Regions from separate parts of the Homo sapiens genome. Here region 2 is linked to region 1. A link is an interaction called in ENCODE POLR2A ChIA-PET data of the cell type or tissue named here. Cell type or tissue: OCI-LY7. All regions are shown on one strand. Links, peaks and the distances in the headings refer to the core of each region. The heading gives the core; the rest is flanking DNA. Region 1 has its middle 26 kb from the start of SLC39A10. Region 2 has its middle 44 kb from the start of LINC01825.

What was found. Peaks named below come from ENCODE experiments on the same cell type or tissue, not always from the same donor. Only the 100,000 strongest peaks of a DNase experiment are listed, where the experiment ranks them.
Region 2: POLR2A ChIA-PET joins it to region 1 with 5 read pairs; 2 of 35 experiments call an interaction of 5 or more read pairs at or near these places.

Annotation. Positions count from the first base shown.
Region 1 is chr2:195,623,414-195,639,945 of GRCh38, reverse strand. It overlaps a transcript of SLC39A10 not described here. Among named protein-coding and RNA genes, the nearest start is that of SLC39A10, 26 kb to the left of the region's middle. In OCI-LY7, for the core only: no CTCF peak of the experiment used is centred there; no DNase peak of the experiment used is centred there.
Region 2 is chr2:195,480,598-195,497,129 of GRCh38, reverse strand. No RefSeq gene overlaps it. Among named protein-coding and RNA genes, the nearest start is that of LINC01825, 44 kb to the left of the region's middle. In OCI-LY7, for the core only: a CTCF peak has its summit at 8,336; a DNase peak (open chromatin) is centred at 9,939.

The sequences.
Region 1 (16,532 bases), core at 4,487-9,486:
AACAATGGCAGAGAACAAATATCTCCTGCAGAAGAATTCCAAATAATTTATGTGGATTTTCCATCTGTAAGTATTAAGAGCAGTTGGGCACTGTGGCTTATGCCTGTAATCCCAGTGCTTTGGGAGGCTGAGCCAGGTGGTCAGGAGTTCAAGACCAGCTTGGGCAATATGGCGAAACCCGTCTGTATTAAAAATGCAAAAATTAGCCGGGTGTGGTGGCACTCGCCTGTAATCCCAGCTACTCGGGAGGTTGAGAATTGCTGGAACCCAGGAGGTGAAGGTTGCAGTTAGCAGAGATTGCGTCACTGCACTCCAGCCTGGGTGACAAAGCGAAACTCCATCTCAAAAAAATCAAATAAAATAAATATAAGAATTCAGAGCATAACTTCCCACTCATTAAATGTGGGCTATCCATAGTGACTTCCTTTGAAAAAGTACAGTCTAGAAATGGGGAAAAAGAGTAACTTTAAAGTGGAAAAACCTGACAAATGCTAACTCAGCCAAAAGATCAAGGTCAACATCAACAATGATAAATCATGTTGCTAGGAGATAGCTCTGATACAATGTGATGAAAATGGCAGTTTACCCCTGTGGTCTTCCTCCTCAAAACTCTTAACCCCAGTCTGATCATGAGAAAAACATCAGGGACATTCTGCAAAATACCTGACCAGTACCTCCTTAAACTGTCAAGGTCAGTCAGATACAGTGGCTCACGCTTGTAATCCCAACACTTTGGGAGGCCAAGGTGGGAGGATCGCTTGAAGCCAGAAGTTCACCACCAGCCTGGGCAACATAGCAAGACTTATCTTTACAAATCTGAAAATTCGCCAAGCATGGTGGTGTGTGCCTGTAGTCCCAGCTACATAGGAGGCAGAGGCAGGAGGATCACTTGAGCCCAGGAGTTAGAGGTCATAGTGAGCTACGATGGTTCCACTGCACTCCAGCCGGGGCACCAGCATGACCCTGTCTCAAAAACAAAAACAAAAAAAAAAACTGCCAAGGTCATCAAAAAACAAGAAAAATTTGAGAAACTGTCACAAGCAAGAGGAGACTAGGGACTCATAATGACTAAATATAATGTAACTTAGATATGATTCTAGGATGGAAAAATGACCTTTGATAAAAACTAATAAAATCTGAATAAACTACAGTCTTTAGTTAATAAACGTATATCAATATTGGTTCATAATTGTAACAAATACACGAACAGAAAATGGTAATAATAAGACAAACTGGATGGGGGGTATATAGAAACTCTCTGTACTATCTTTGCAATGTTTCTGTAAATTTAAAACCGTTTTAGGCTGGGTGCGGTGGCTCATGCCTGTAATCCCAGCACTTTGGGAGGCCGAGGTGGGTGGATCACTTGAGGTCAGGAGTTCGAGACCAGCCTGGCCAACATGGTGAAACCCCATCTCTACTAAAAAAAAATACAAAAATTAGCCGAGTGTGGTGGCAGGTGCCTGTAGTCTCAGCTACTCGGGAGGCTAAGGCAGGAGAATCGCTTGAACCTGGGAGGTGGAGGCTGCAGTGAGCCCAGATTGCATCACTGCACTCCAGCCTGGGCGACAGAGTGAGACTGTCTCAAAACAAAAACAAACTAAAAAAAAAGTTTAAAAAAGTAGCTTATTTATTTTTTAAAGTTATTTTTGAGGCTGGGCACAATAGTTCATACCTGTAATCCTAGCACTTTGGGAGGCTGAGGCAGGAGGATGGCTTGAGTCCAGGAGTTTGAGATCAGCCTGGACAACATAGCAAGGTCCCGTCTCTATTTATTTATAAAAAATTGGTAGATAAAATAAATAAATAAAATTATTGTTGACCTCTTACTTGGCAAATTTTACTGACTTTTCACAGTCTTCATCCTGTACTGTACTGAGAACAATCTCCTTATGGGAGCTCTCTTCTTTAGCATCTTTGATAATATCTTCTCTAGGATCTCTTCCTTCCTAATACCTTTTCTAGTCTCCAATACAGGATTGTTCTTCTTCCCATCTCTTAAGTGGTATTTCCTAAGTTCCTAACTTTAACTAACTTGTCTTATCACTTCATATTATCTCACATGGGGAAAGAAATCTCAACTCCAGCAGCTTCGACTATGGCCTTTATGTTGCACTTTCCGAGACTCTAAGCTCAATCTTTTTTAAAGGTCAAATCATAGTTCCAACTACCTGGTGGACATTTCTACCTACGCAGACCTTCAGGGATGTTAAACTCAACATGTCCAAAGAAGAAACCCTTGTTTAAAACCTGAATCCTCTGGCTCCTGTTGTGCCTCAATTATGGTTAAGAATGAGCATTATAACTTCTCTATTCTTCCAACAGGAGCTGTACATATACCCATTACTGTTTTCTTGACCACCATTATTCTCTGATCTCATACAAATATTGTTTGACTGTATTTCTACCTGCTCCCTTTACTGTCACTGCATTCATTTTCTTGCATAATTACTAATCCATCATTCAAAACAGCCTTGGCTGACTGTAGAACCTGGAAGTGAGCCCCAGTAAAGCTGAGTGAACCCCTACAGTCCTGGTATGAGATAAATATATGAGATATTTTGTGTTCCCTGGGAAAGAACCAAAATACCTCTCATGTGGGGCAAAGACCGCCATTTGTTTCTGACAGGCAGGCCAGAGACTCAAGTTGATCCCCCAACTAACTGCCTCTGTCCACTTTCTACATGCAGCTTATGGAGAAAGCTTTCCCCTAAAATTTGGCAGCCCAGGAGCATTGCAGTGTGAGGCCTCTGTCCCTGAGACATGATAATCTTTTCTCAACATTTTCCAAGAGGTTACAGCTTGCTGACTGCCACATGCCACTGGAACAATTCTCATTCACCTTAACTGTGGCAGACCATTGCTGACTCATCAAGCCATTAGCAACTCCCTCCCCTTTTTCTTTGTTAATAATATCCTGCTTTTAGTTGAGACTAGAGGGAATTAGGTACATAGGGGAGGCCAAAACCAAGCCCCAAATGGTAAATATTTTATTAGTCTAAACCAAATGGTTCTCAAATTTCTGGTTTCAGGGCCCTTTTATACTCTTCAAAAATATTTTTTTTAATTTTTTATGGAGATGGGGTTTCTCCATGTTGCCTAGGCTGGTCTTGAACTCCTGGGCTCAAACGATCCTCCCACCTTGGCCTCCCAAAGTGCTGGGATTATTTAAAACTTTTTAATTTTTTTTCTTTAGACAGAGTCTTGCTCTGTCGCCCAGGCTGGAGTGCAGTGGCGCGATCTAGGCTCACTGCAAGCTCCGCCTCCCAGGTTCAAGCCATTCTCCTGCCTCAGCCTCCTGAGTAGCTGGGACTACAGGCACCCGCCACCACGCCCAACTAATTTTTTTTGTTTTTTTAGTAGAGACTGGGTTTCACCGTGTTAGCCAGGATGGTCTCGACCTCCTGACCTTGTGATCCACCCGCCTCAGCCTCCCAAAGTGCTGGGATTACAGGCGTGAGCCACTGCGCCAGGCCAATTATTTAAAACTATTGAGGACTACAAAGTGCATTTGTTTATGTGAGTCACATCTATCAATAATTACCATTTTAGAAACTAAAAATAAAAAAAATTTAAATACTTACTATTTCATGTGGAAATAAACCAATTACATATGATATAACAATATTTTACAGAAAAATAACTATAGTTTTCAAAGTAAGAAAAAAATGTCAAGAAGCCTGGCCTAATAGAAGACATGGATTCTCATATCTGCTTCTGCATTAGTCTGTTGTCTTGGCTGAAATGTATATTGAGTCTCATACAAATATGTTGTTGAAAGAGGAAGAAATATTTTAATAGCTATCTCAGATAAGTTTGAATATTCTTCTTTAATACTACATTAAAACTCAAAAAAGTGGTAGTTTGCTGAAGGTTAATTACAAAGTGAAATCAGAAAACCTATAAGTGAAATTTTGTACTCTGTTCCCCTTAGATCTTTTGGCCTAGTATGCATTTTGAATGGATCTTTTAACCCATCTGTGATTTTGTATCATGCATTGATCATACTGGTTCACTGAGTTATGCAGATCTTTCAAATACATTTCATCATACCATGTAAAAAAATCACTTTTGTTAATATCAACACCAATCTCAGACAAATCCTTTCATTATCTGCCTTTTGTTTTCCTTGAAATGGCAGGCTCACATTTTTAATTTTCAAGAAAATGTCTGCAAAACATTCAAGTCTACATAACCATATTTTCTTTGTCAGTCTTTCAAGTAAAAAAAAAAAAAAGTGGGGGGGGTTCCACAAAAAAAGCAATCATTTCAGCTCACAATTCAATTACTTAAGGGATACTGTGACTTGAGATAACTAAAGCACTTTAGCATGTGCCAGGAAAGCAAGCAAACAATCAAAACATGAAACTTTATATGGTGCCTGTGAAGAAGACGGCTTCTAGTATGTGCCACTTCTTTGATTTGTGCTAAACTACTGGCAGTGCTATCCACTACTGCTGCTTCTGCACCATCAATGCAGTGAAAAAGGCAAATAATATCTTAGCATTATTAGGGTAAATGATTTTAACCTTGTGAACTCCCTGAAAGGATCTCAGGGCTCCCAGGTTCCATGGACCACTGCTGAATTAAGCCAATTGATATTCCATTTTACTTACCAATTAGTTCTGGAATAGATACATGACACAAGTCTGGCCATAACCCAGAGGGGCCTCCAGGAAAGGTTCTTCTTTTAACAAGATACGTGGAAGTGAAAACAAATTTCCCTTTTCTGCCTTTGGCATCTATATGGGAAGCCTAGAAATAACCTGCCCAAGAGGACAAACAACACACTCAACACACTGAATTTGGGAAAGTGGAAAAATGAAAAACATCTGGGCAAATTGATGTCAGTGTTCTTTTGTTTTGTTTTGTTTTTTGTTTTGTTTTGTTTTTTTTGGAGACAAAGTCTTGCTCTATTGCCCAGGCTGGAGTAGCAGTGGTGCGATCTCAGCTCACTGCAACTTCCACCTCCCAGGTTCAACCAATCCTTCTGCCTTAGCCTCCCGAGTAGCTAGGATTACAGGTACCCACCATCATGCCTGGCTAATTTTTGTATTTTTAATAGAGACAGGGTTGCACCATGTTGGCCTGGCAGGTCTTGAACTCCTGACTTCAAGTGATCCACCCACCTCAGCCTCCCAAAGTGCTGGGATTACAGGCATGAGCCACCACACCTGGCCTGAGGTCAATGTTGAACCACTGAATTACTCAACACTGAAACTGTCCTATCGCTAGAATTCTTATTATATGAGATAAAAATTTTCCTTATCAAGTGACTTTTAGAAGGATTTTTTGTTCCTTACAGTTGAAAGCATCTTTACTCATACATATTCTTACATTTCTGTCAATACATCAATATTCAAAAGACCCAAAATCCTGATTACCAGAGTTTGATACATTCTAAACTCCCTGAAATCAGCAAGCAAAATAAAATTATTACAAGTCATTTAACAAGGCACAGTAGCTGGAAGGAGGCACATCAAGTTGAACAACTAAAACAGGTGGCTTATATGAAGGCAAATCAAATAAAAGAGAAAAAATTAAATTTTAATAAAAACATAATGAGAACACTTAAGGGGATGAGAATATAACACTAAAAATTCAAGGACTATGAAGCATTATTCCTCTGTTATATAGTAATCAGGATCAGAAAGTAACCAGGTGTTTAGGAGCAAAACCCTTGGCATATATCCAGCGTCAGGAAATGGAATCAGATTACGTAGATCAATAGAAAAGTATTCGTTATTCTGTGTTAACACAACCAGTGTTCTACCACCAAAGCTGGGGATGTGGTCTTTAGTAAGATAAGTAAAACATATTTGTGTTTGTAAATTTTCAGGTTACAGCAGAGTTCTTTTCAAAATAAAGTTGCTCTATCTTTTGATACCTGCATGTGAGTTTGAAGATTTTGAATCTGAATTTCTTCTTTAACCTTTATATATCACACTGTTGATAGGGACAGGAGGCAGAGAAATTCTAGGCAGAAAAGGGCAGGGTCCCTGGCGAAGCCCCACCCTCAAGCCGAAAAGCCTGAGACCATGGCCTAAAGCGAGAACTGATATCTCTGTTTTCCCACCCATGGCCTCACCCCACCCCACCCTGTGTCTATAAAGACCCCAGAAGCAGCTAAACATCAAGAGGAGAAGAAGCAGCTGAATGTTGGAGAGAAGTAGTTTGACTTCAGAGGGACAGCTCGACAGCGGGACTTCAGAGTGGAGTCCAGCAAAGATGGCCGGACTTCAGGGGAAGAATACTGTCCTGCTCTATCCCCTTTCCAGCTCCTCTTCCCGCTGAGAGGCACTTCCATTGGCAATAAAACCTCCCACATTTACTATCCTTCAGTTCTTTCCTGTGACCTGATTTTTCCTGGATGCTGGACAAGAGCTCGGGATACAGCAGGCTGTCACACTAGACCCTCTGCCCTCACTGGCAGAGAGCAACTATCTCACACAAAAAGGCAGAGGGCCCACTGAGCCTGTCTGCAGATGGCAAAAACTAAAAGAGCCTCACTGTACCACTCTTCTGGGGCTTCAGGGGTCATCGGTATTCCCTCTTAGACGCTGCCTCGGGTCCCACATGGAGTTTTGCTCCTGCCGGTGCTGAAAACACTAGCCTAGCCTCCTGCAACCGCTCACCTGCGTGCTCCCTCCCACGAGGGGTTGAGCGCAATGCAACAGGTTTGAGTTGAGTGGAGTGGAGTTTGCTGCTACCACTGAAATGGCTGACTAGTTCTAGTGCCCACACTCTAGTTCCTGCCCATGAAGGGGTCAGAGAAAATTTCCTGTTTCACTGTGAGATTCAGAAGACAAAATGATTACATCAGAGAAATAGAAGAGAAAAAACTGGTCTTGTTGATAGAAAAAATTATTTTTTTTAGCTCTCTTATCCATTTCCCCTCTGTGTGAAAAGCACACAGAAAAGCAGAAATGGTTCACAGCTAATTGTGCCTTGCAAGATCCAAGTTCCTATCTCTACAAGGAGAATCTAGTCCCCGTTATAAAGGATGGTTTTAGGAAAATAACAATCTCTATCAATCAACTTTCAGCTCCTCCAATGTATAATAATTCTAAAACTGAATGACAAAGATGTTTTAAACTCAAACATTAAATATCATTGAATTGCATATTTTAATTTAAAGGAACTCTGAAATGAGTAGAAATTACCACATCAGAATTATTTTAGAGGTTTCAAAATAAATAAGTGCTATCTTTTCATCACCAGATGAAGAGACCAACTTCATGGGTAGAAATGGGTCTAGACTCTAAGAGAAATGGATGAAACCATGAATCGTAATTCACATCAGTAGATCAAGTACTACAATTGTTTAAAAGGAAGTAGAGCCAGGTGTGGTGGCTCATGCCTGTAATCCCAGCAGTTTGGGAGGCCAAGGCAGGTGGATCACCTTAGGTCAGGAGTTTGAGGAGTTTGAGACCAGCCTGGCCAACATAGTGAAACCCTGTCTCTACTAAAAATACAAAATTAACCAGGCGTGGTGGCAAGCGCCTGTAGTCCCAGCTACTTAGGAGGCTGAGGCAGGAGAATCACTTGAACCCGGGACGAGGAGGTTGCAGTGAGCCGAGATGGCACCACAGCACTCCAGCCTGGGCAACAGAGGGAGACTCTGTCTCAAAAAAAAAAAAAAAAAAAAAAAAAAAGGAAGTAGAATGAGAGCTGGTGACCTTTGTATTTGACATTACCACTCAAATTTCACAGAAAAAGCTTTGATAAGAATAACAAAACAGGCTGGGCATGATGATGGGTGTGGTGGCTCATGCTTATAATCCCAGATCTTTGGGAGGCCGAGGTGGGAGGATCACTTGAGTCCAAGAGTTTGAGACCAGCCTGGGCAACATAGTGAGACCCCATCTTTACAAAATTTAAAAAAAGAAATTGGCCAGGCATGGTGGCACATGCCTGTAGTCCCAGCTACTCAGAAGGCTGAGGTGGGAGGATTGCTTGAGCCCAGGAGGTTGAGGCAGCAGTGAGCCATGATCATGCCACTGCACTCCAGCCTGGATGACAGAGCAAGATCCTGTCTCAATAAATAAATAAATTAATAATAAAATAAACTCCCTGAACAAAGAGCCTCAGCAATAAATATTATGTTACACAAAGAGTTACAGTCATGGTAAGATGAAGCAGCTATAGCAATTGTGCTATAAAGATAATAAGTGATGGTACATATAGTAGTAGTTGTGCATTTACTGAAAATTTTCACCCTACATCATAAATATAATCTAGTTGCTTTGTCTTTTATAATGATCAGTATATCTATAAAAGTTTGCATTGCTTTCTACCTCAGAATGGAATAAAACTGATCTTGCGTAAATGCCAATACTTTTCCCACATCTCTGTTGCAAATGAACATAGATGTTATATACTGGTCAATATTCTTGATCACAAATTGAGATTGCTTTTAAGGATATTTTTTGGAAACACTTTAAAGACCCAGCAAGGATTAATATATTTTCATTCAATAGCATGTTTAAGTATTTTTAAGCACTAACAGAAAAAATGGGTGGTTATCAACAACTCTACATTATGGTTAAATGAATTATGTTACAATTTCGTTTAACAATTTGATCTCTCTTTTTTTTAAGTACAAGTTATTTAAACTTTGAAGTAATACTGTATTTTGAGGGTGTTATAAAAATTAGCTGTATATATATTCTATTTTTATTTTTATATTTGTAACTCTCTAGCTCTATGTCATAAAGCTGATATATATATCTCTATATATATAGATATATAGATATATTTAAGACAGAGTCTCACTCTGTCTCCCAGGCTGGAGTGCAGTGGCGTGATCTCAGCTCATTGCAACCTCCACCCCCTGGGTTCAAGATTCTCCTGCTCAGCCTCCTGAGTAGCTGGAATTACAGGTGCCTGCCACCGTGCCTGGCTAATTTTTGTATTTTTAGTAAAGACAGGATTTCACCCTGTTGGCCAGGCTGGTCTCAAACTCTTGACCTCAAGTGATCCACCTGCCTCGGCCTCCCAAAGTGCTGGGATTACAGGCATGAGCCACCGCACCAGGCCAAATGCTGATATATTTTTTAAATAGCTGTACAGCTTGGGGCCAAAATATGTTTGGTGTTTTAATTAGAGATTGAATTTTTTAGTAGGATATTTGACTTGACATTTTAAACTCAGATGTCAAGTGAAATAACCAGTTCAGTTCTTCCAGTAGTCGTGTGAAAATAATTTCTTCCTCAAATTCTTCCTTTTGGTTAGGTGCCTGTGGTGTTATGATACATAATGGTTTTCGTCCATGGTTCCCGGTTCATAACTACCATTGCCCTTGTTGCAGTCTTTTGTTACACTGTTGGGTGTGTTAGGCCTCTCTGGCAGGCCTCTGACCTTCTCTTGCCCTTCTTCTACTCTAATGTTTCCCCGACTTTCTGATTAAGGGTCTTAAGACCCTTCTCTGAAAGGCTCCCACCCTATGGGCAAAGGAGTGCTGATGTCCTGAAGCTTCTCTGAAAAACCAAGAGGACAGGATTCACAGAGCTTCCGAATAGCGGAATACTTGGAGGTTCTTGGAGGGTAGTGTGCCCAGGGAGGGCATGGAAGCCCTGCATCCCTTCCACCATCCCTCACCCTACACATCTTTTCATCTGTATCCTTTATAATAAACCAACAAACATGCTACACTGAGTTCTGTGAGACAATCCAGTAAAGTAATCGAATCCTAAGAGGGGGTTGTGGGAACCCCAACTTGAATGCAGTCAGTCAAAAGCCCAGGAGTTTGTCTCAGTTTATTAAACTTGTCTCAGTTTATTAAAAAAAAAAAAAAAAAAACCCAAACCATACACACACACACACACACACACACACACACATATAAAATGAGTTTTCTCTATATAGTACCACAGGGAAAAATTAATTTTAAGTTACTGATAGCCTTGGAAGGGTGCAGTAGTGGCTCATTCCTGTAATCCCAGCACTTTGGGAGGCCAAAGTGGGCAGATCATTTGAGCCTAGGACTTTGAGACCAACTTAGCCAACATGGTGAGATCCCCTATCTCTATAAAAAATAAAAAAATAAAAAATAGCCAGGCATGGTGGCATGCACCTGTGGTCCCAGCTACTTGAGAGGTTGAAGCAGGATTGCTTGATCCCAGGAGTTCAAGGCTACATTGAGCTACAATCGCCACTTTACTTTAGCCTGGATGACAAGAGCGAGATTGTCTTAAAAGAAAGTTATTGATAGCCTTACTAGCCATCAGAAAAGAAAGTTTGCTGAATCATTTGTATAATGTAAGAACAAAGCAATTGCCATGACATATACTGAGATAAAAGAATCTCCTCCAGAATGCTGTCTGTGGCTCCAGAGCTGTGGTTGTATTCAGACAATATTGAGTTTGTGTTTATTGGTGCTACTGCAGTAATCCAAGCAAAATATGCTGGTGTAGAAGCAGTGTCAAAGAGAGGAGACAGACTTGAGATATATATTTTGGAGGTAGAATTGATGGGACCTGGCTATAAACTGTGTAAGATGTGTGTGGGGGTGGGTTGAAGGTCAAGGATAACTCTTTTTTTTTTTTTTTTTTGAAAGGAATCTCGCTCTGTCGTCCAGGCTGGAGTGCAGTGGTGTGATCTCGGCTCACTGCAACCTCTACCTCTCGGGTTCAAGCGATTCTCCTGCCTCAGCCTCCTGAGTAGCTGGGACTACAGGCACCCGCCACCACATCTGGCTAATTTGTGTGTGTGTGTGTATTTTTAGAGATGGGGTTTCACCGTGTTAACCAGGATGATCTCGATTTCCTGACCTCGTGATCCGCTCACCTTGGCCTCCCAAAGTGCTGGGATTACAGGGGTAAGCCACCGTGCCCGGCAAGGATAACTCTTGAGTTTCTGACACAAACAACTATGTGGATGGAGGTATCTTTTACCAACAAGGAGAAATTTGGAGGAGGGGCAGATTTGGAAGTGGTGATGAGGAATGAAGACTTAATAATTGAGATATTTCAAGTTTGAGATATTAATACACAAGAGACATCAGTGGAGATGCCAAGTAGGTAATGGACTATGCAGGTCAAGCTCTGAAGAGAAGTCTGAATCAGATAATACATTTTGGAATTGTCAGCATTTTAGATTACATTTGAAACTGTAGGACTGGATAACATTGCTTAAGAATAATGGGTTAGAATGTAAAGAAGATTCAAGATCTCCGCCTGGAAAATGGGAGGAACTGGTCCACCCTATCTCTTCCAGACTAACTTCTCATATTTTCAGGTCTCTGCTTAATTTTCACTTTTGTTGAAAGAAATTTCCTGAGCACCTTCCCATTCACCCTCATCCTTTTTCTTCAAAGTGCTTATCACATTTGCAATTAATTACTTGCGATTATTTGTTTTATACTTGTCTTTCCACTAGAATGTATGTTTCATGAGGACAGAGGCCTTTTGTTTCCATCTGTATCCCAGTGCCTAGCACAGTGCCCGGCATATAATATATACTAAATATGCATTCAGTAATGAATTAAAGTGGATGTGGCTGTTGGTTGATCTAAGATGAGCCTGCTAAGGTGATAAAGCAATTTAACAATCATTAATATATGTAAAAATTTAAGATGTTAGCCAGATGTTAAAAGTTCACTTATCTTAAACTTTCCTAAGGGAAAAGTAAATTAAGTAGCAAAAGATTCAAGCATTTTAGTTTACTGTTTCACTCTCCATGGAGCAACTGTGATATATGAATGTTTTTGGAGAATTTCATATGTTCAAAGTACAGACAATTCATCAACCCTGCAAGTGTTATCTCATAAGCTCCCAGGGTAGAGGGAACATCTAAATCTTTCTCACAGTTTTCTTACAGATGATGAATAGTACATAAATATTTACTGTTTCAATGTATGCTTTAATTATAACATTAAAGTAGTTACTTACATGTTTTAATTGTAGCATTAGTAAAGATGGTAGAAATGACATTGACTTTGCTGATCTAATGCAAAGCGGTTATCTTTGTAAATGTTCCTTATACCAGAGGTCCATATTTCTAAAATGCATTTTAATGTCTCTTTAAAGAGAGATCTCTTCCCCAAAGGACTTAATAAATTGTTCACACAGTAGACAGTCCCAGAAGCATGAGATAGCCATCCTCTCCCATCTTTGGAATTTCTTTTCCTCTTCAGTGCTTTTTTGCTGCCCCTCAGTATTTAGAGATTCTCAATGCAGCTCCTGGCCATTCAGTATACAATGCACATCTTCCTTCCCTCAGACTTATCTGTCTTGTTTCCAATTCCTTCCCAGTCTCACTTTGTATTATACAAGAAAATGTCTAGCTGTGGGTTAATAAAAAGAAATTAAGAAACATATATGGCATGTTAGAATTGGCAGATCCTTAGAAGTTGCTCATCCTCACATAGTTGCTCCATGGAGAGTGAAACAGAAGTCACTCATCCTCATTTTTCAGCTACTCAGGTCTTCTGGGTTATGTTAATTTGGATAAAATAATTGCCTTTAGGGAGTGTTGCTAATGGTGGGAAGCTGGTGTGGCTCGAATCACATCGCCAGCCCTCCTGTATACAGAATGGCATAAATTTGGCACAATTTAAATGGGCATCTTCATAGCTTATTCCATTTTAAAATGGAAGAATGGACAATTATTGAAGTTGTAGCTATTTTGCTTTAATCACTGAGGTAGATGTGAGTCATTGGGCGCGGGGTGGGGGTGTCATTTTGTTTTGTTTAATGCAGATTTCTAGAACTACTGTTTCAAAATGTTTTGAAAAATGGCTCAGGACTAAACTCTCTAGAGTCATTATAGCAAATTAGAACTTGCATATCTCTGGTTCAAAACTCCAGATCTAGGTAATAGTGAATTCTTCATTTAATTCAGAAAAGTAATATTTTAAAATGCAATTTTAAGGCAAATCTTTGAGCTGTTAAGAATATACTGATGCATAATCATGAATATATTTTCCCCCAGAAATACAGATTAATGCTTTGAGATAAAAACAGCCAAGGGATATGGGAAGACATTTATGTGCAAGGAGAGAAACCGTATCTCCAGGCTACAACTATTTATCAATTTTCCTGGCAATAAAACTTGCCAGCCAGTCTGTAAGCCTGGGATACAGATGAGGAACTCTATATAGAAAAATCATGTCTTTTGGAGAAATTTGCTCGGGAAAATTACTACCCATTGATAATATTTTACCTGGCATTCTTTTTACCCTCATCTGTACCTTGCACAAATACTTTCCAGCTGACTCTAACTATAGCCTACCCTCTGCAGTAGAAACGCCTGAGGTCTTCCCTAAAAGCTAGATAGGTGGTTTGGTATTTAAATGAAGCTCTTCTACTTTCATTTCTACATAATTATGTAAGTCTTGTTTTTTTTTAAGATAATATATAGATTAGTAATGCTTATCTTACAACCCTGAAAAAAAGTACTTGTATTATTTTCTCCATTATATGTCTAATTAAAATTTTGTTACTGTCATCTCAAGTCTTCAGGAACAGAGCCATCAAGAGAAAAAGAAATTGGAAAGGAGCCCTAGTATATAGTCAGACAATCAAGACAGGATTGAATTCATTGCTGTCAGGGTCTGACAATCTGAATCTGAGCAAGACCTTATCACAAGGGGAATCTGACACATTTTAGGGTTTTTGGTCATAAGACTGCTATCTGTAGGGGAATAATAAAGTGCACAAAACATAAGAAGATCTCAGAGACTTTTAATCTCCTCAAGACTAAGAGTGCAAGGGAGGGCCTCATTTAGAGGAGGCCTGAAGCTTTGAAGAGCTTGTGATTCCTCATATATTTTTCAAATAAAATCAGCACCTAGTTTTAAATCGGAAAATGTACATATATACTTAAATTAAGAGCTTCTCTTTGCTTGTAAAAATTTGGCCGGCCAGGCACAGTGGCTCACTTCTATAATTCCAGCACTTCGGGAGTCCAAGGAGGGCAGATCATTTAAGCCCAGGAGTTCGAGACCAGCATGGGCAATGTGGTGAAACCCTGTCTCTACAATAAATACAAAAATTAGCCAGGTATGGCGCAGGCAACTGTAGTCCCAGCTATTCAGGAGGCTAACGTGGGAGAATTGCTCGATCCCTGGAGATTGTGCCACTGCTCTCCTGCCCAGGTGACAGAGCGAGACTGTTCTCCAAAAAGAAAAATGTGGTTAAGTGTATCATCACTGAGCTTTCCTCCATTTTTGGTATCACTGCTTTGCTGGTGTCCGCTGAGCAATCCGGAATGAACAAAGATCTTATCTTAAATATGCATTTTCCTGGCTCATCTTCCATAGCAATGCCTTGCACACAATTAGGTACTTAATAAAAGGACTAAGAGTGGGGACATATAATGGTGAAAATGGACTCCTTATATAACTGGCTAATTAAAATAAGTTGTCAGGCTGGGCGCAGTGGCTCAGGCCTGTAATCCTAGCACTTTGGGAGGCCGAGGCGGGCGGATCACCTGAGGTCCGGAGTTCGAGATCAGCCTGACCAATATGGAGAAACCCCGTCTCTACTAAAAATACAAAAAATTAGCCGGGCGTGGTGGCAGGTGCCTGTAATTCCAGCTACTCGGGAGACTGAGGCAGGAGAATCGCTTGAACTTGGGAGGCGGAGGTTGCGGTGAGCCGAGATCGTGCCATTGCACTCCAGCCTGGGCAACAAGAGCGAAACTCCGTCTCAAAAAAAAAGAAAAAAAAAGAAAAAAAGTTGTCAACAGTTTTAAATCTTTCTTTCTTTCTTTCTTTCTTTTTTTTTGAGACAGAGTGTCCCTCTGTCGCACAGGCTGGAGTGCAATGGTACATTTTCAGCTCACTGCAACCTCCACCTCCCGGGTTCAAGCGATTCTCATGCCTCAGCCTCCTAAGTAGCTGGGATTACAGGCGCCCGCCACCACGCCCGGGTAATTTTTGTATTTTTAGTAGAGATGGGTTTTCACCATGTTGTCCAGGCTGGTCTTGAACTCCTGACGTCAGATGATCGATCCACCCGCCTCGGTCTTTCAAAGTGCTGGGATTACAGGCGTGAGTCACTGCGCCCGGCCCCTTTTAGAAGTTTACTAAACTTTTTTTTTTTTTTTTTTTTTTGAGATGGAGTCTCTCTCTTTTCGCCCAGGCTGGAGTGCAGTGGCAGGATCTCAGGATCTCGGCTCACTGCAATCTCCGCCTTCTGGGTTCAAGTGATTCTCCTGCCTCAGGCTCCTGAGTAGCTGGGATTACAGGCGCCCGCCATCGACCACATCCGGCTAATATTTGTACTTTTAGTAGAGGTGGGGTTTCGCCATGTTGGCCAGGCAGGTCTTAAACTCCTGACCTCAGGTGATCCACCCGCCTCGGCTTCCCAAAGTGCTGGGATTACAGAAGTGAGCCATCGTGCCCGGCTTGAAGTTTACTGACTTGAATAAAATGTGCACCCCCTCCCTCCTTCTGAGTGGACAATCACCGTATCTTGTATCTTTAATACCTGGAAACAACAGGCCTTCTTTTATTACTTTTTTTCTTCTTTTTTTAAGTTATTTTTTATTTTTTAGTGATTTTTTTGTCTTGTTTTTAGGCCTTCTTCCTTTTTTTTTTTTTTTTCCTTATTTGAGACGGAGTTTTGCTCTTGTTGCCCAGGCTGGAGTGCAGTGGCACGATTTCGGCTCACGGTAACCTCTGCCTCCCAGGTTCAAGTGATTCTCCTGCCTCAGCCTCCCGAGTAGCTGGGATTACAGGCGCCCGCCAGCATACCCAGCTAATTTTTTGTATTTTTAGTAGAGGTGGGGTTTCTCCATGTTGGTCAGGCTGGTCTCGAACTACCAACCTCATGTGATTCACCCGCCTCGGCCTCCCAAAGTGCCGGAATTACAGGTATGAACCACCGCACCTGGCCAGGCCTTCTTTATATACAAATACAGCTGAAGGGATCACAAGATTTTGACTGGTAAATGATCTTTCTCTTAATTTTATTCCTGAGTACAAATTTTTAGGAAATGACAAAGTCTTTAACTTTTGAATCGTTAATGTAATTTTTCCCAACCTGCATATCTAAGACGGTGTGTGTGTGTGTGTGTGTGTGTGTGTGTGTGTGTGTGGTTTTTTGTTTAGTTGGTTGTATTGTTATTTTTTTTAATAAATGACCAAAAACCTCCTTACTTGGATGGAATATTTTTGCAATGTTACAAGCATATTCACAGTGTTTTCAGGCTCTCATTTTCAAAGGCTTAAAAAGCAAGTTGCTGAGAAAAAAGAATAATACACATAAAAGTGTATAATATGGTAAATTCATTTTGCCCTATTTAAAATTCAAAAACAAGCAAGTTTACAAAACAAAAAAGTGTTTTCTTGTCTGAGACAAATTTCTGTTTTAGTGCTAAAGCATCCAATTAATGGATTGCCTCAAACTTTAGCTATGAACTCAAGGTAAAAATCACATTAAGATTGTAACTGTGGAGTACCAGTTATTTGTTTCATAGTAAGTATTTGGTTTACTGTGACCTCTTATTTAAGAAACATACTGAACCCAAAAATTGTGCACTTCTAGTGCAAGAATGTATCATTAACAATTTATTTACAATAAATT
Region 2 (16,532 bases), core at 6,859-11,858, 150 kb after region 1:
TCTTCCTTATAAATTACTCAGTCTGTGATACTCTGTTATAGCAGCATGAAACTAAGACCCTTGTAAATCAACAAAAACAGGGAAAATGGTAAATAATCCCTTATAAACAAAACCTTTTTATGAAAGTGTTTAATAAAATAGTAAATGTTCATCAGTGGCTTCTTGTTTTTGGGTCTTGATCTGTTTACATATAAATTTAGGCGGCTGATTAAATAGTTTCTTAGGTGTCTCAGGTTTAACATTCTGTCATTCCACCATTAGCAGTCCTCACTCCTGTTGAGTATAATGTGTCTCTCTAAGCCTTAAAGGCTGCAGTGTGATGAAGGTGAAGATGCTGCATCTGGGAATTCCAGTAGCTTTAAGTAATTGCCATTTGAGCCAAGAGCTTTGGAAGACTATATAGATATGCACAATTTGGAAAATATATAGGAGTAGGGAGAGTACGGTTTTAGACAGCATTTTGCATTTCTGGTTACAATCAGGGCACAAAGTGATAAGACGAAAGTTACCATACACTCATTTAAAAAATCACTGGTTATTTTTCCAGACTTTTCTTTGTTCAGAGAAATATTTAATTATTGTATTGCCAACCGCCATTCTCTGGGATTGGCTGGTAAATTTTGAGGTGATAGAAGCCAATTTTAACTTTAGCCTTGTGATTTGTGAACATTTTCTTTTTCTTATTTTTTTTAAAGCCAAACTGCTCATTCATCTATTTGACACATATAGTGAAACGTGTACTATGAGGAATGCACTGTTTAAGAAAATAAAGTGGTAAAAAAATTTTTTTGCCCTAATGGGGCTTACACTATCCTAAGGAAGATAAGCAAATATATAATATGAGTCTGAGACTATTAAGTGCTGTGATAAAAAATGAAGTGGGGCAATTGATTGTGTCTGGAGTGCTATTTTGTAGCCACCAGAGAAGACCTCTTCCTCTAAGAAGGTTGCATTAGAGCAGAGATGGAGATTAAGTGAGGAAGCCAGCCATGTCTCCTCTTAGAGGAGGGCTTTCCAGATAGAGAAATCAGCAGGGGCAGAGGATTTGAAGTAGGCACATGCTTGAAATGTTTGAAAAATTACAGGGAGGCCAAAGTGGCTGGAGCAGAGTGAGTGGGGTGGGGAGGTGGGGTAGACTGGCTGGGAATGGACCAGAGAAGCAGCCAGGGGCCAGATCATGCAGGTCTGGGTAAGGACTTAGAATTTTTTTTCAAAGTGTGATGGGAAACCTTGGAGAGTTTTGATATGAAAAGCCACAAGATCTAGTTTTCATTGTAAAGACTCTCCTGGGCTGCTGCTTGGAGAGCCTTCTTTAAGGGGAGCAGAGCAGAAGCAGCTGGGAAGCCTTTGGTTGAGGCTCCCTCTGCTCCCAGCAAGGAGCTCCTTCATGGGGACAGCTCCCAGGAGAGCAGCCTGCCCCTGGACATCCTTGGATCCCCACTCTGAGCTACTGTGACCAGAGCAGAAATTATCTGCTCTCACTGTGGAGCTGGGACAACTGCGTTTCTATCCCCTACCTGGAGGAATGGATGTGCTTAACTACTAAAAAGCACCACACACATGGTGGAAGGATGCTGTGGTGAATTTCGTTCTGTTGGTTGTATAATCTGGGCTGGGATCAAAACCACCACTTACAAGATTGTTCCTCTGGGGACATTATTTCCAAGTTCAAATCAACTGACTTAAGAATGTGTTGCATACTAAGAATTAATTTTGGTAATTGGAGAACTGACTCTTCTTCTTATGAAGAGTTGGGAACATTATCCTAAGGAAGATCATTAACACATTAAGGATTAATAACACCTACTGAACAACATTGACATAAAAAAATTAAGGGTTTTTTTTTTGAGAGAGAAAGTTATATGAATGACTAGAAATACAGGTGAAATCAAATTAATGTCTGAAAAATTTTCCTCTTCGAAACTAAATAGAATATTTCAAGAAAAGTAGTTCTATGGGGAAAATTCTTACAGTAACCTTACAATTAAGTATAAAGGCTTTGGCTAGTCTCTTTTGAATGATCTCTGCTTCTCTCAACTAGTATGGGTAAATGGTATTGTATAATATGACACTTGTTCAATATTGAACATCATTCTGTTGGGGGTGTGTGTGGGTGGACATACATTCGCCAGTGTTCAATGATTTTTAGCAATTTTATATAGTGTCTCAGATGTTAAGATGTTAAGTTCGTGTAAGTGTTGTTCCTGAAGCACTATGCATGTAATAATAAATATATTGAACAGTATTTATATGTACTTTATTTGAGACAACAATTTAGTGGTAATTATTTCTTGTACTTTGTTAAATTACAAATGGAAGGTCTTCTTTATTATCATTGTTGTCTGGACCAAATCTTGCAAAATGGTTCACAGACTGTGATGTTAACATTGAACCAAAATTTTACTAAATGCTCTGCATTCTACAAGGCTTACCTCTGTGATGTGGAAAAAAGTCCCAGTGGGACATAATATGTTTTTAATTAAATCTTGTAGATTACTCAGCTCGATGGTTCTTACTTGGATAATACCAAAGAGATTATACCAGTATCTTTGCAGCTATAAAAATGTAAAGCTGACGGCTAAATTTCCTAGAGAGATCCTGTTTGCTTTTTCAAGACCAGTGAGGAGACTTCAACATATAATTCCATCTTTTTTATTACATAAAAATTTGAGTTGAGCTGGAACTGAATGACTTGTTTGTTTTTGTAATTATTTGAAAGGAGAAAATGACTAGTGAAGGAAAAATAAGTGAAGAAAATAAGCTTCAGCCAGACTGTAGAATGTCTGTATCCACAAGCACAGAAATCACTCTTCCCTCTCTAACTTCTCTTTTTCTGTCAGTAAAAAGTGACTCTTGACTGTCAAATTTCATTAATTAAAAAAAAAAATCCCATGAAGTTGGATTGAAGTAGCCTAAAGGTAGTGGAGAAATACTGATATTCAGTCTAAATGTGTCCGGAATTTATTCCTTCCGACGGGTTCTTGGTCTCACTGACTTCAAGAATGAAGCTGCAGACCCTCACAGTGAGTGTTACAGTTCTTAAAGATGGTGTGTCCGGAGTTTGTTCCTTCAGATGTTCAGATGTGTCTGGAGTTTCTTCCTTCCGGTGGGTTCATGGTCTTGCTGACTTCAGGAGTGAAGCCACAGACCTTCGCAGTGAGTGTTACAGCTCTTAAAGGTGGCACACCCGGAGTTCTTTATTCTTCTCGGTGGGTTCATGGTCTTGCTGACTTCAGGAATGAAGACGCAGACCCTCGTGGTGAGTGTTACAGCTCATAAAGGTAGTGCGGGCCCAAAGAGTGAGCAGCAGCAAGATTTATTGTGAAGTGCGAAATAACAAAGCTTCCACAGCATGGAAGGGGACCCCAGCGGGTTGCCACTGCTGGCTGGAGTGACCAGCTTTTATTCCCTTATTTGCCCCTGCCCACATCCTGCTGATTGATCCATTTTACAGAGAGCTGATTCGTCAGTTTTACAGAGTGCTGATTGGTGTGTTTACAATCCTTTAGCTAGACACAGAGCGCTGATTGGAGCGTTTTTACAGAGTGTTGATAGGTGCATTTACAATCCTTTAGCTAGACACAGAGCGGTGATTAGTGCGTTTTTACAGAGTGCTGATGGGTGTATTTACAATCATCTAGCCAGACAGAAAAGTTCTCCAAGTTCCCACTCAACCCAGGAAGTCCAGCTGGCTTCACCTCTCATAAAGGCTTCTGATACTGAAAGAGAACACACATGTTGTTCCCACATGAAAGTAACTGCTTTACTTAATTTCCCAGAGGAGCATTTATAGGGGCAGAAGAAATTTTTGACCTGTTCAGGAAATCTATAATATCTGCCTACCTATTTTGTAATAACTGGGCTGGACCAGGTATCAGCTGACTGATCTGATACGGAAGTCAGCCTGTGTACCACACCAATCTAATTAAAACCATTGGCTTGCATGTCTATGCAGTCTGTAATAGAGGAGACAACAGTCTCCTTACAGGGGTAAACCCAATTTGAATAAAAATCAATTTTACTTGACTTTTTCAGCTGTTTTGTTGTTTGGAAGTACTTGCAGCATGTATTTTTATCTTCTTTTGCTTATTTTTTACCTGTATAGTGGTTGGCTAAAATTTTTGCTAGCTCTCCTGAAAAATAGAGCCAAATGTTACAGAGTCTGTAACAACATATTTCATCATGAGAAATGCATTCTTGTTGACTTGGTTTGACTACTTTTTCCTGGGCTGCGGAGACAGAGATAAAGTTAACCACCTGGGCTGAGTGTTTGTGTGGTCCCTTCTTTCTTTCCCTCCTCAATTATGGTTTTTAATGAGTGGATTCTAAAAACTTTTTTGATGTTCTTAATCCATCCATCCTCTTTTCCTAGTACTATTAAATACATTAAGTATTTTTTTTTTTAAACAGAACTTATCTTATATCTGGATGATATTTTAGTGCATCTTGGAATCTATCCCAGGTATGTGCCTGGGCAGAAAGACATCAAGGCTTGAGCATCAGTAAAAGTAATAATATATTTTCAGAATACAAAGATTTTAGATTACAGAAACTTAATAGTATCATGTAGTTTATTTTATTCTAACAAGGCCCTCTGGCACAGTATTTGGGGGGCGTTAATTTTGAGGACAGATCACCCCAGAAGCTGTTATTTACAAACAGTGAGGACTTGGACAAAGGACTTAATTTCTCTAAGCTTTAGCTAAAATAATATTAATTGTCTTGTATTCTTGAAAGAATTAAAGAGCTGATATATGCAAAGCATTTACCATCATCTCTAGCACTTAGTGACGTTCAATAAATTATATATTTTTAGCAACGATGCAAGTTGGAATAATCCAATAATGACCAACCTTCAGCAAATTCTGCCCATAATATAGTAATAACATGGGTCCTAGGAAGCAGATTCTAAAATGAGACTTAAGAATTGGTTTACCATCACTGTTGGTAGTTGGAGCACTAATAGAGCCTGGCATGAATTTTCATTGTAATTTTTAAAACTTTCATGAGTGATAAAAAGTAATCGAATACTGCTGAAAAGAAAAACACTGGCAGGTATGACAGGTCAGGTGTTTGAGAGGTTCAGGTGAAATCATAATTTATAGACTATTGAATGAGATGGCTCTCCCTGGGGTGGATCAATGCATTACAGGAAAAGAATAAAAAGGGAAGGATGATTTTTTACCATTATAAGGTGAAGGGTAAAACCAGAGGGCCTCTTTGGAAGCATAAACTCTAATTTACTGCCAGAGGTCAGAAGAGGCTGAAGATTAAACTCAGGGCTTAATTATAGTTGTGTCAGAGCTCCAAAGAAAGTTGAATTTTCAATCATGGTAGGTCCATTTACAGAATCCACAGCCCTGTTTGTAAAGGAGTGCGATTACTGACAGGAACATCTGGGTCAATACACTTGAAAATCTAAAATTCTTATGTTTTCCTAAACCTTTGACTTTCTCCTTCTTTTAGACATTGTAGAGAGGTGTGGTTGCTTATAGACAATGTAGAGAGAGGTTTCTTCCTTGCAAAAAAAGTGTCTACACCAACCCCCCCATCCCCTCCAGAATATACCCTTACCTTCCTTCCTATATTTCCTGACAAATAGCAAGGGGTCAAATTACAACATGAAATGTCTGGGGAAGTGCTGAGCCTGGTAAGCAAGCAAAGGGATGGAAGGAGTTGCAGGACCTAGCAAACATACACTAGCAGGGACTGAAGAGTCTATACGGGACTGGATTCTAAGGGTGCTGATTCAAAAGAGAAAGTTGAATAAGGGAGAGTTTACTGATAGGAGATCACTGTATCATGATACAGGGTTTAACACTGAAAAGACCTTAAGAGATGGTGAAATAGCATTCTGCGTTGGAGCTTAGAAACTTGGAAAATGTTATGGTCCACATTGCAAAAAAGTAAAAATGCCATAACTTCCACAGAAAAAACAATCAGAAAGCTCAGAGAATTTTAGAATGGATATACTATGTAAGGCTAGACCACCCACCAGCTGACTATGTTCTGTGGAGTGGACAGAATTTACTTGTCAAAGTACTAAGGGGATTTTGGATTCTGCTTAGCATATAAAAAGCTGAAAAGGGCCAGGTGTGGTGGCTCACACCTGTAATCCTAGCACTTTGGGATGTTGAGGTGGGCGGATTGCTTGAGCCCAGGACTTCAAGACCAGCCTGGGCAGCATAGTGAGACCTCGTCCCTACTAAAAACACAAAAATTAGCCTGGTGTGGTGGCACGTGACTGTAGTCCCAGATACCCAGAAGGCTGAGGTGGGAGGATCATCTGAGCCCCAGAGGTTGAGACTGCAGTGAGCTGTGATCATGCCACCGTACTCAGCCTGGGCGACAGGGTGAGACCCTGTCGAAAACAAAACATAACAAAACAAAAACTTGAAAAGAGCATGCTTCCACCCTTATAACAACAACCACCACCACAACAACCACACAACAGTTGATAATTTTCTAAAATTAATGACAGACACTAAAGCAAAGATTCAATTAAACACCAAAACCAAAGAATACCAAGCATGATTAAAATCACACATGCACGCACACACACACACACACACGCATCTCTAGGCATATCATATTCAATCTGCTGGAAGTAGTCTGACAAAGAGGAAGTCTTGAAAACAGTCAAAGAAAAAAAGACAAATTACATAGGGAAGAACAAATACAATAAATCACAATTCTTATCTAGAAAATATGCAAAACAAAAAAAACCCAATGGGGTGACATCTTTAACTTGCTGGAAGAAAAAAAAAAAGAAACTATTAGCCATAGTGATGTGAACTGCAGTAATCAGAATGGCTAGCTTTGTTTTGAGTTCAGTGGTGGCACTCCTCTGTAGGCCAGGGCTGACAGTAGAAGATATTATAGAAGTGGGATCATGAAGAGTAAAGAGCATGAAATAATCCTGAAATAACGGAAGTCAGGTCGTGCACTTAACTATCAGAAGCAAGGTGAATACAATTGTTGTAACAATCAAAGGTCAGAGTGGAAGCCAAGCATGTCTGACCCAGAGTGAGCTGTGGAGATAGAGTATGATGTTCCCAAGGGCAAAACAGATGGGTAGTCAACAATGGTATTTTACAATCTATACAACCAAAAGAAATCAAGTATTAATGATTAGGAAGCTAAGAGCAGCCACTGCAATTTAATGTCATAATCTTTTGTTCAGTTGACAGACCTGAGCCAGTTCTTAGATCCAGAACCCATTGACTGAAAGGAGGTCAAATTCTTAGGAAGAAGTATCCTGCAATATAGCACATATAAGGAGTAACACTTTCATCATTCCTTACTCAAAGGGACCTATGACCATTTACTTGGATAATCATATATTTTGGAAAGGGGAGTACTCAAATATTTTGTTAATTGTTGGAAATAGGGTCTAAGCTGACATTGTTCCCTGGGGACTCAAAACATCATCCTGTCTGCTTGTTACAGTAGGACTGTGTGTGTATGTGAGGGTTAGGCAGAATAATGGCCCCTTAAAGCTGTCCTAGTGTCTAGAACCTATGAATATGTTAGTTTACATCCTAACATATGTTAGGTCACATATCCTTTTTCTACAAGGATAACGTCCAACTGAAAGTAGAGGAGACGAGGATTTCCAAGATGTGACTGTGTCTTTGCAAACCAACCCTAACAATGACTCCTTGTTTATTGTCAAGCATTGATTCTGCTGGAGGTGGCTCCTGTCGGCATTGGGTTCTTTCAGGGATACCTCTTTGGAAAGCTTATGACAATGGCAGTTCTAAAGAGTCCTGCTATTTTTCATCTTATCAAGCAGCTGACAGTTGTCTCTGCCATATTTGGGCAGAGCTCTCCACCACACTTGGGCAGAGCTCTCCACCGCACTTTGGCAGAACTATCTGAGTAGCTCATCACTTCTCTCATATTACTTGGCAAAGCCCCTGCTGATTCCATTAGAAGTTTTGATGCATCACAGCTCAGTAAGTAACATGTTTCTAAAGATCCAGGGATTGCATTAAGGGAACAGGCCTTTTGATATCTTTACTGAATTTTTATTCACTCAGATCTACTTTTCTCTTATGTTCCCTAAGAAGTTCTAATGAAAGTGTCAATCAGAGATGTGCTACACAATATGACAGTGTTAGCCACATATGGCTATTTATGTTTGAATTATTTGAAATAAAATAAAAATTTGTTTACTCAGTTGGCACTAGTCACATTTCACATGCTCAGTAGTCACAAGTATGTAGTCATTATCATATTTGATGGTGCAGATATGGAACATTTCCATCATTGGAGAAAGCACTATTGGACAGCATTATTAGAGCTTGTGGGCCTCTCTAGTAAGTATCTAGTTGACTGGTTAGATGTCTTAAATTCTTCATTACATGTATTTTCCTTCCCCATCACAAGAGGGCAATGAGTGGTATACACAAAGAGAACTTCAATAGACACTCTAGTTTCCCCAAATTTCCCAGGAATAGGTTTAATAATTACTCTGGGTTATAAATTGAGACAGCAACAATACAGTTACAAAGTTTTTACACTATGGCATCCATTAATTTTTTTTTTTTTTTTTTTTTTTTGATATGGAGTCTCACTCTGTCACCCAGGCTGGACTGCAGTGGTGCGATCTTGGCTCATAGCAACCTCCGCCTTCCGGGTTCAAGTGATTCTTCTACCTCAGTCTACCGAGTAGCTGGGACTACAGGTGCTGCCACCACGCCAGGCTAATATTTGTATTTTTAGTAGAGACTGAGTTTCACCATGTTGGCCAGGCTGGTCTCGAATTCCTGACCTCTTGTAATCCACCTGCCTCTGCCTCCCAAAGTGCTGGGATTACAGGGCCATTAAAAATTAATAGTTAGCATTTTTTTGCTCATAAACTATATGCCAGATACTTGACATGCAGTATTTTTCATGGCATCATGAATTGGATAGTATCCCCATTTTGCAAACAAGGCAACTAAGGCTCAGAAAGTAAGAATAGACTCCCCAAGATCATATACATTCTAAGTGGCTCTTTCTAATTCTGAAGACCATGCTTTAGGTCACACTGTGCTGTAATGACTTAGTTGTAGAAAAGCAATGGGCAATAAATGTCATTTGGTTAACATAACCTGAAATTCTACTGCAGGCGATTTCTATTTCTCTGTCATTTCTCCTGTTTTGATACTTCATGTTTTCTTTCCTCAATGTCTTGGAAAGTACTTCCAGAAGGCAAAATTTATACAGATTTTAATCTTTGTGGGATGAAGCACTCATTTATTTATAGTCTTACAGAATGTTATCGATACTTTTTTTCTGTTCCATGTAGTATTGTTTTTTTTCCCCCTTTCAGTTTAAAATACAGGCATGCACTTAAATATTTCTAATAACATGTGGTAAGGGCTGGGTCTCTGCAGATCTAAGATCCTCCTGTACCAAAATACAGATCAATGTGATGGCTTGTGATAATAAGGCTGCTCCTCACTCCCAGAGGAATTGTCAAATCCTTGTGTTTGTTGAAGCTTTGTGTTCCAACTTAACTATCCCTGACAATCTGTTTCTTACCTGTTTTAAGATGCTGCAGAATTCTTTAAAAACAAGATGGATTTTGTTTCTAATAACCATAATTATTTTTAAAAAGTGCCTTTGTGATGAGTTGCCTATCATGTGCCTGGTGAACTGAACTTTAAATGACCTTTTTGCCCTTATTATTGCAGCCGTTGCCTTCCAATTTTATATATAAAATATGAAGGAAAGGGAATTTAAAATAGAATTTATTGAGGTACACACAGCTTCAGCAGCTGCTGTTACAAGGGTATCATCAAATACCAACACTGACAAAAACCCATGGGGTCTATTTTCCAATTCAATCTTGAAGGAAATTTACAATAGTGAGTGTCTATGGCAGTTGAGGTTGGGTAAGATTTAGATGACTCATTTCCCTTATCTAATGAATTCAGGCCCTGCAAACTTTGCAAAAGCTTTAAACTGACAAAGCACCAAGAGAGTTGATGTGAAATTGAAAGACAGCTGGCATGGACTCAGAGCCTCTTGAGTTTAGCTCAGAAAGCTGCAAACCTGTACAGCTGCACAACTGTCAGGATAAAGATTCCAGCATAAAGATAGTCAAAATATTGCTACAGATGAAGAACTTTATGTCTAAAGCCTCTATTCCACAAAGAAGAGTCATTTTAAATAAAGAATGCACATGGCATTTTTACATTTATCTTCATTTTGCTAAGATAAAATAGATGAGAATGTTTCAATCTCCAACAACTTAGGTTAAAAAATTCAATTAAATATGAAAAATAGTTTTAAAATTTTTAAATGATCAAATCATTTTCCTGGAAGTAAAACAACTTTGATGTGGTTTTCCTTTTCAGGCTGTCTCTTTCCGATTCCTCGGTTTTGACAAGTCATAAGGATAATATAACACTTTGTTTTATTATGTGGTGAGAAACTCTTCAGAATGTTTCTGGGTAAGAGCACACTTAAATCATTAGGTGGGGAAACAAAGCTTGCTAGGTTTGGTGTTTTCAGGCAATAAATGATATCATCAATTATAATTTGTATACCCTTTTTTTAAGCAGAAACAAAACCCAAGTCAAATGGCATTTATGGCACAATTGACATTTTACTTATGGGAAGATAACTCAACATTAAAGGTATAGTTCGCTGAACAGTGATTACAAGGCTTATTGTATTAATGAGAACTAAAAAGTTCGACTACATATTCAAAGGATCCCCATGGCCTTTTATATTGCCCATCACAAAATCCTTTTCAAGCAATTTAAATTGTATCATGATTGGCTATTGGTATTTGAGAAATGGCATTAAACTCAGGCAAATAGTGAAATTCCACTGTATAGAATGGTATCTGTAAAATAAAATATAAATGCAAAACTGAAAAAATAGGAGATAAAATCACATGATTTTTACAATGACAGTATGTTGTTTAAAATGCAGAAAAAAATATGCATGAGTAGTTCCAAATCTTTATTTTATTCTAGGTGTTTTATGTCTTCTTAGACTGTTAGATCTAAAAAACTCCCTTTTCAATCCTACTATGTATAATGAGACTAAATCATAAACTATGTTTAATGCATTTTAAATTCATATGCAACTTGTCAGCACCTCCATTTAAAAATGATTTTACTTTTCATAATTTTATGACCACTTGGCTATAATATAAAATGCTAAATATATCAGTGTATGAAAACAAATTGAACTTGTAGACTGTGGACTCCTGTACATTACTCAAGATTTAGGTGAAACGCATGTAAAGCTTTTTCTGGCCTTGACTAGAAAGAAGAGGAGAGCCAAAAAACAAAGAGGAGAGTCAGTCTCTTCTTCTTTGTTTTTTCATTTCTGTACTAAAATTTACTATAGTACTTTTCATTTATTTTATTTTTATTTTTTAATTTCTTTTTGAGACACAATTTTGGTCTGTCGCCCAGGTTAGAGTATAGTGTTGTGATCACGGCTCACTGCAGCCTTGACCTCCCAGCCACGTGATCCTCCCACCTTAGCCTCCCAAGTAGCTAGGACTACAGGCATGCCACCACACCCTGCTAATTAATTTTTATTTTTGTAGAGATGGGATCTTACTATGTTGCCCAGGCTGATCTTGAACTCCTGGGCTCAAGTGATCCTCTTACCTTGGCCCCTAAAGTGCTGGGATTACATGTGTGGGACACTTTGCCTGGCCTACTATAGTACTTTTTAAAGTGTTTTGAAATTACTGTATATGTGCCTTCTTCCCTGTAAGAATGAATGACCCTGTTGACATCATAAATGAGGTCTTATTCTTCTCTTTAGATCCAGCAATTCAATGATGGCATCAAAGACTGGTTCTTTCACCTTTTGCTCTGCCATCCACCCTTATATCATCCTGAGGTTGGTTCTTGTAGTCATAGGATCATTGCCCATTTCCTATAGCATTTAAGCTGTATTTATTCTCACTTAAGCCTTCTGGGAGAGAAAGAGAGTGTTTTTCTACAATCATGGAACAATAGTACTTCTGTTCAGTCTGATGTACAATTGACCCTTGAACAACACAGGTTCGAACTGCTTGAATTCATTTATACTTGAATTTCCTCCCCAGTCTGCCACCTCTGAGACAGCAAGACAGATCCCTTCCCTTTCTATTTTCCCATCAGCCTACTCAACATGAAGATGATGAGGACGAAGAGCTTTATGATGATCCACTTACACTTAATGTGTAGTAGATGTATTTTTTCTTCTCTATGATTTTTAAAAATAACAGTTTCTTAGTATTATTGGCAAGGCTTCTGGTCAGCAGTAGACTGTTAGCAGTTATGTTTTTGGGAAGACAAAAGTACTATGCAGATTTCTGTCTGTGTGTAGGGTTGATGCTTCTAACTTCCATGTTGTTTCAGGGTCAACTGTAATAGTTTAGGTCCAACTCTGGACCAGTAACTGTCACCAGGAGAATGTCCTGTGCTGATTGGCCTAGGTCACAGTTCCTTAATCAATCTTGGGCAAGGGAGACATATTGTATTTGCTTAGACTCATCAGGGCCCTTCTCTGCAGATGGAATCAGTTCCTCAAGCTGCAATGAAACTTTATTGAAAAGGTGGTGAAATAGATGTTGGCCCTCACCTGTAATGTCTACTACGTAGAATTTTAGTATGCAGTATTTCTCAGGCTTATTGGGTTGAGCATGAACATTTATAGAAATTCTTCAAAGGAGCTTTTTGTTCTTAGGGTAGATAGCTTAGGAAATGCTGACCTGTAAGATTAAGTTAAAATTCCTTATTATAGCATAAAAAGCATTTTTGATATGGCCCTGAGTCTAGCTACTAGTTCTGTAGTCACTTCAAAGTCATGCTCTAGCAATAGCACATTTATTGCCTTTCCTATATCTCTCCATGTTTCCTACTATTTCAAGGCCTTTATTATTTGTTTTCTTGGTTGGCAAGTCTTTTCCACTCTGATTACCTTTTCATCTTTCAAAGTCAATCAAACATCCATCTCCTAAGAAGCCGTTCCTTCTATATACTATTTCAGCATCATGTACGTAATTCTTTTATTGCTTCCCATATAAAATTACAATTATATATTACAAGGCTTCTAAATTTTGAGTGACTGGAAGGGGGGGAGCACCTATGTCTTATTCATCTTTCCAGCCCCAGAATTTGGCAGAAGATTATTGTTAAATGTCTGCTCCATTGAATGGTGCCTTTAGTATGTTTTTGAAAATATTAGATCAGTACTACATTTTTATACTTTTATTCATGCCCAGAAGTATTAAATGTTTTAGTAATTAACTGCAAAATCTTTATCTTGTGGCTTGAATAGTAGTTCCTAAATCAACCTCAGAATCTGAGCTGTACAATTTTTCAAATTTATTTTTTCTGCCTAATTCATGCTGCCTAATTTCCAAGCTCAAAATCATAAATTAGATGTAGACTTTCTGATCAGGTAGTATTTGCAAAAGTTTAGCTAAAATAGGCAAAATTGAGAATGAATTTTTATAAGAAATGTCTGCACAGTTGAAGTATCATTATTATTATTATTTTGGTAGGATAGGGGTCCCACTATTTTGCCCAGGCTGATTTTGGACTCCTGGGCTCAAGTGATCCTCCCGCCTTGGCCTCAAAAAGAGCTGGGATTACAGGCATAATTCACTGTGCTCAGCCCAGATTACAGCTTTAAATCCTTCTTGGGATCACACATCCAAGAGTCCTGAACATATTTTCATAGAAAACAGTCCACGGTCCTAGAGCCTGTATTGTAATACAGTGTAAGGTGAGACAATGTCAAGGCATGATTTCAAAATGTAAGTTTTGAACTTTTATTCTTAAAGTGCACAAATATCTGTTTCTTTAGATTATAAAAGTTCAAAAGTACATTCAGGAGCTACTTAAAATATTCATGCTAACTTGCAAATATAGGAGAATCTGCAGGTCACTGTTTTTTTTTCTTGTTTTTAGTTTTTTATTTAATTTTAAATAGAGATGAGGTCTCACCATGTTGCCCAGGTTGGTCTTGAACTCCTGAGCTCAAGTGTTCCTTTTGCCTCTGCCTCCCAAAGTGCTAGGATTACAGGCCAGGCATGAGCCACTGCGCCCGGTCAGTAACTGTTTTTTAGTGTGTCAAAAACTTTTACTTAGGTTAATTGTAGTTTTAATAAACATTTTAAAAAGTTCACCAGGCCTTTTATATAAAGTCATTGCTAAGTGAAATGCAAGTTTTAAAAACTTTCTCTCCAAAAATACGTAGAGTATGTATTATACTGTGATATGAGCTTACTTAAAGAGGATGTTTATTTATTTATTTATTTATTTATTTATTTACTTACTTATGCAACCCAACATCCATTTCTCCTTCTCCTCTTAAACACTTCTCAATTTCTCTTTCTCACATTACAAGCAACCTTGGTCAAAGGGTTCTCAACTCTTCTAGGTGAGTAACCAAGGTAGGCTAATCAGATTTTTCCTAGACTTAATTTAGATGGAAAAGCAGTTAAAGTGGATTTACCCAATGATAGTGTCCAGGCAGAATGCCCATTAGTTCTTGCTACCTAGATTGCTAGAGATATTCTGCTCCTGTCCTTTCTGGCTATTTTATTCTTTGAGCTCCACCATATTCTTCCTGTAAATTCTCTTTCTGCTTAAGTTAGGTAGAGTCAGTTTCTGTTAGGTACAAAGAACCCTGACTATTACGGTAGTCAAGGTCATTTTACCTTTGGTTTGTTTTCAGCCACATTTTCAAACTGTATCTTTGTCAACTTTATTCTTTTTGCTTCATTTGAATTTTACTGTTTCTCATATGGGAAAAATGCCATGAATTAAGTAAGCATGATTCTTTTTATTAGATGCCAAATGAAGTCAGGTTTTAAAAGCTGAGTCTTGTCATGTTCAATCACTTTTCTGTAGCTCTTTCCACCTACAACAAACACAATCTGCCCGTTAAGATGTGCTTTAGCCATCTCTTTGCAAATTGTGTAAATGTTTTTGGAAGAGAGTTTCATTCCTCATTGTTGAGCTAATTTTCTCACAGTTTAGAAATGTCTTTATAGGAGTGAGCTTTCCAAAATTAGGGTATCTATTTCTTGTGTTTCAGCAGAAAAACACAATAAAAGAGATATGTTTGCCTGATACATGCTCATTCTGAGAGAATTGCAATCTATTCTTACTGATATCTTTTTGGGAAACTTGGATCTGCAGGAAACAAAGTTTTATCTTATTTTGGGATGTAGACAACTGTTTAGAACCATGAATAAAGGAAAAAAGTATAATTGTATATCTCCTACAACTTTTAAAACATATTGCAAGGGCTTGAGCTCTATCATAGTGAAAGAAAAATGAACATTTTTATAAAAATGAACATTTATTTAGATGAAGGTTAAAAGACAGAAATGCTGTTCTGAGTGAAATGTCTATAATAATTGAACTTTTGAGCCACAGGGGCAAGTCGGTACTTCACCAGGTACTCTCCAAAAATCTTTTTGTAGGCTTTAAAATACAAATGCCTTTAGAATGTCAAACTTATATTTCTTCAAACGAAAGAAAATCCTTCTGGAATATTAAATGGGCTTATAAAGAAGAGTTTTGGCTAAAAGGAGATCAAATATTTTATCAAAAGTTCGGTTCATCATTGCGAGAGAAAAGATCATGGAATAGCTGCTTAAGATTACAAAGGAGCCGTGATAGCTTCTGTTAATGATAGTGCATAGCCAATTTTGTCTTTGTACTTGCTTTATAAGAGTTCTCACCATTGGTTTTCTTTTGTACTTTTCTTTTTTGGTGATTATAGAACTTGATTATTATGGGTTTGAAAATTGTAGAGGTTTTTCCATATTACATCTAACTTTGTGAGGTAAGATTACCCACTGATGTTAAAAGAAGGCAAATGAAATGGCAAGATTTATAATATACATATGTGAAGTAATATTTTTTTCTTTCTTTCTTGGGAAATGTTGGAAGAACAGGGTTGAGGGATGCCTGGAGGAAAATGCTGAGGTGGAGTGTAATAGTTTCCTGGGGCTGCTGTAACAAGCAGAAATTTACTCCGTAAACTTAGCGTCTTAAACAACAGAAATGTATTGTCTCACAGTTCTGGAGGCTACAACTCTGCAATGGAGGTGCAGTCAGGGTTGATTCCTTCTGAGGGGTGTGATGGAAGAATTTGTTCCAGGCTATTCTCGTTGGCTTGTAGATTGCCAACTTCTCCCTGTGTCTCCACATGGCATTCTCCTTTGGTGTGTCTGTCTTCAAATTTCTCCTTTTCATGAGGACATCAACCATACTGGATTAGGACTCACTATATTGACCTCATTTTAACTTGATTACCTCTGCAAAGGTAATCCTCTCTTCAAATAAAGCCACATTCTGAGATGTTGGGGGTTAGGACTTCAACCTATAACGAGAGGCAAAGAGATGCTTAAGGGGAAGAGCACAAGTCAGTTTTCACATAGGGCAGGAGAGGGAGAAAGGGTAATTTCTGTATGTACTTTTTTTTTTTTGGTGAATCTAGGCAATAAGGGGCTTGCTGCTGAGTTTTTTTCTTGTGGCCTTTTGACTTTGCTCCTATTAAGAATT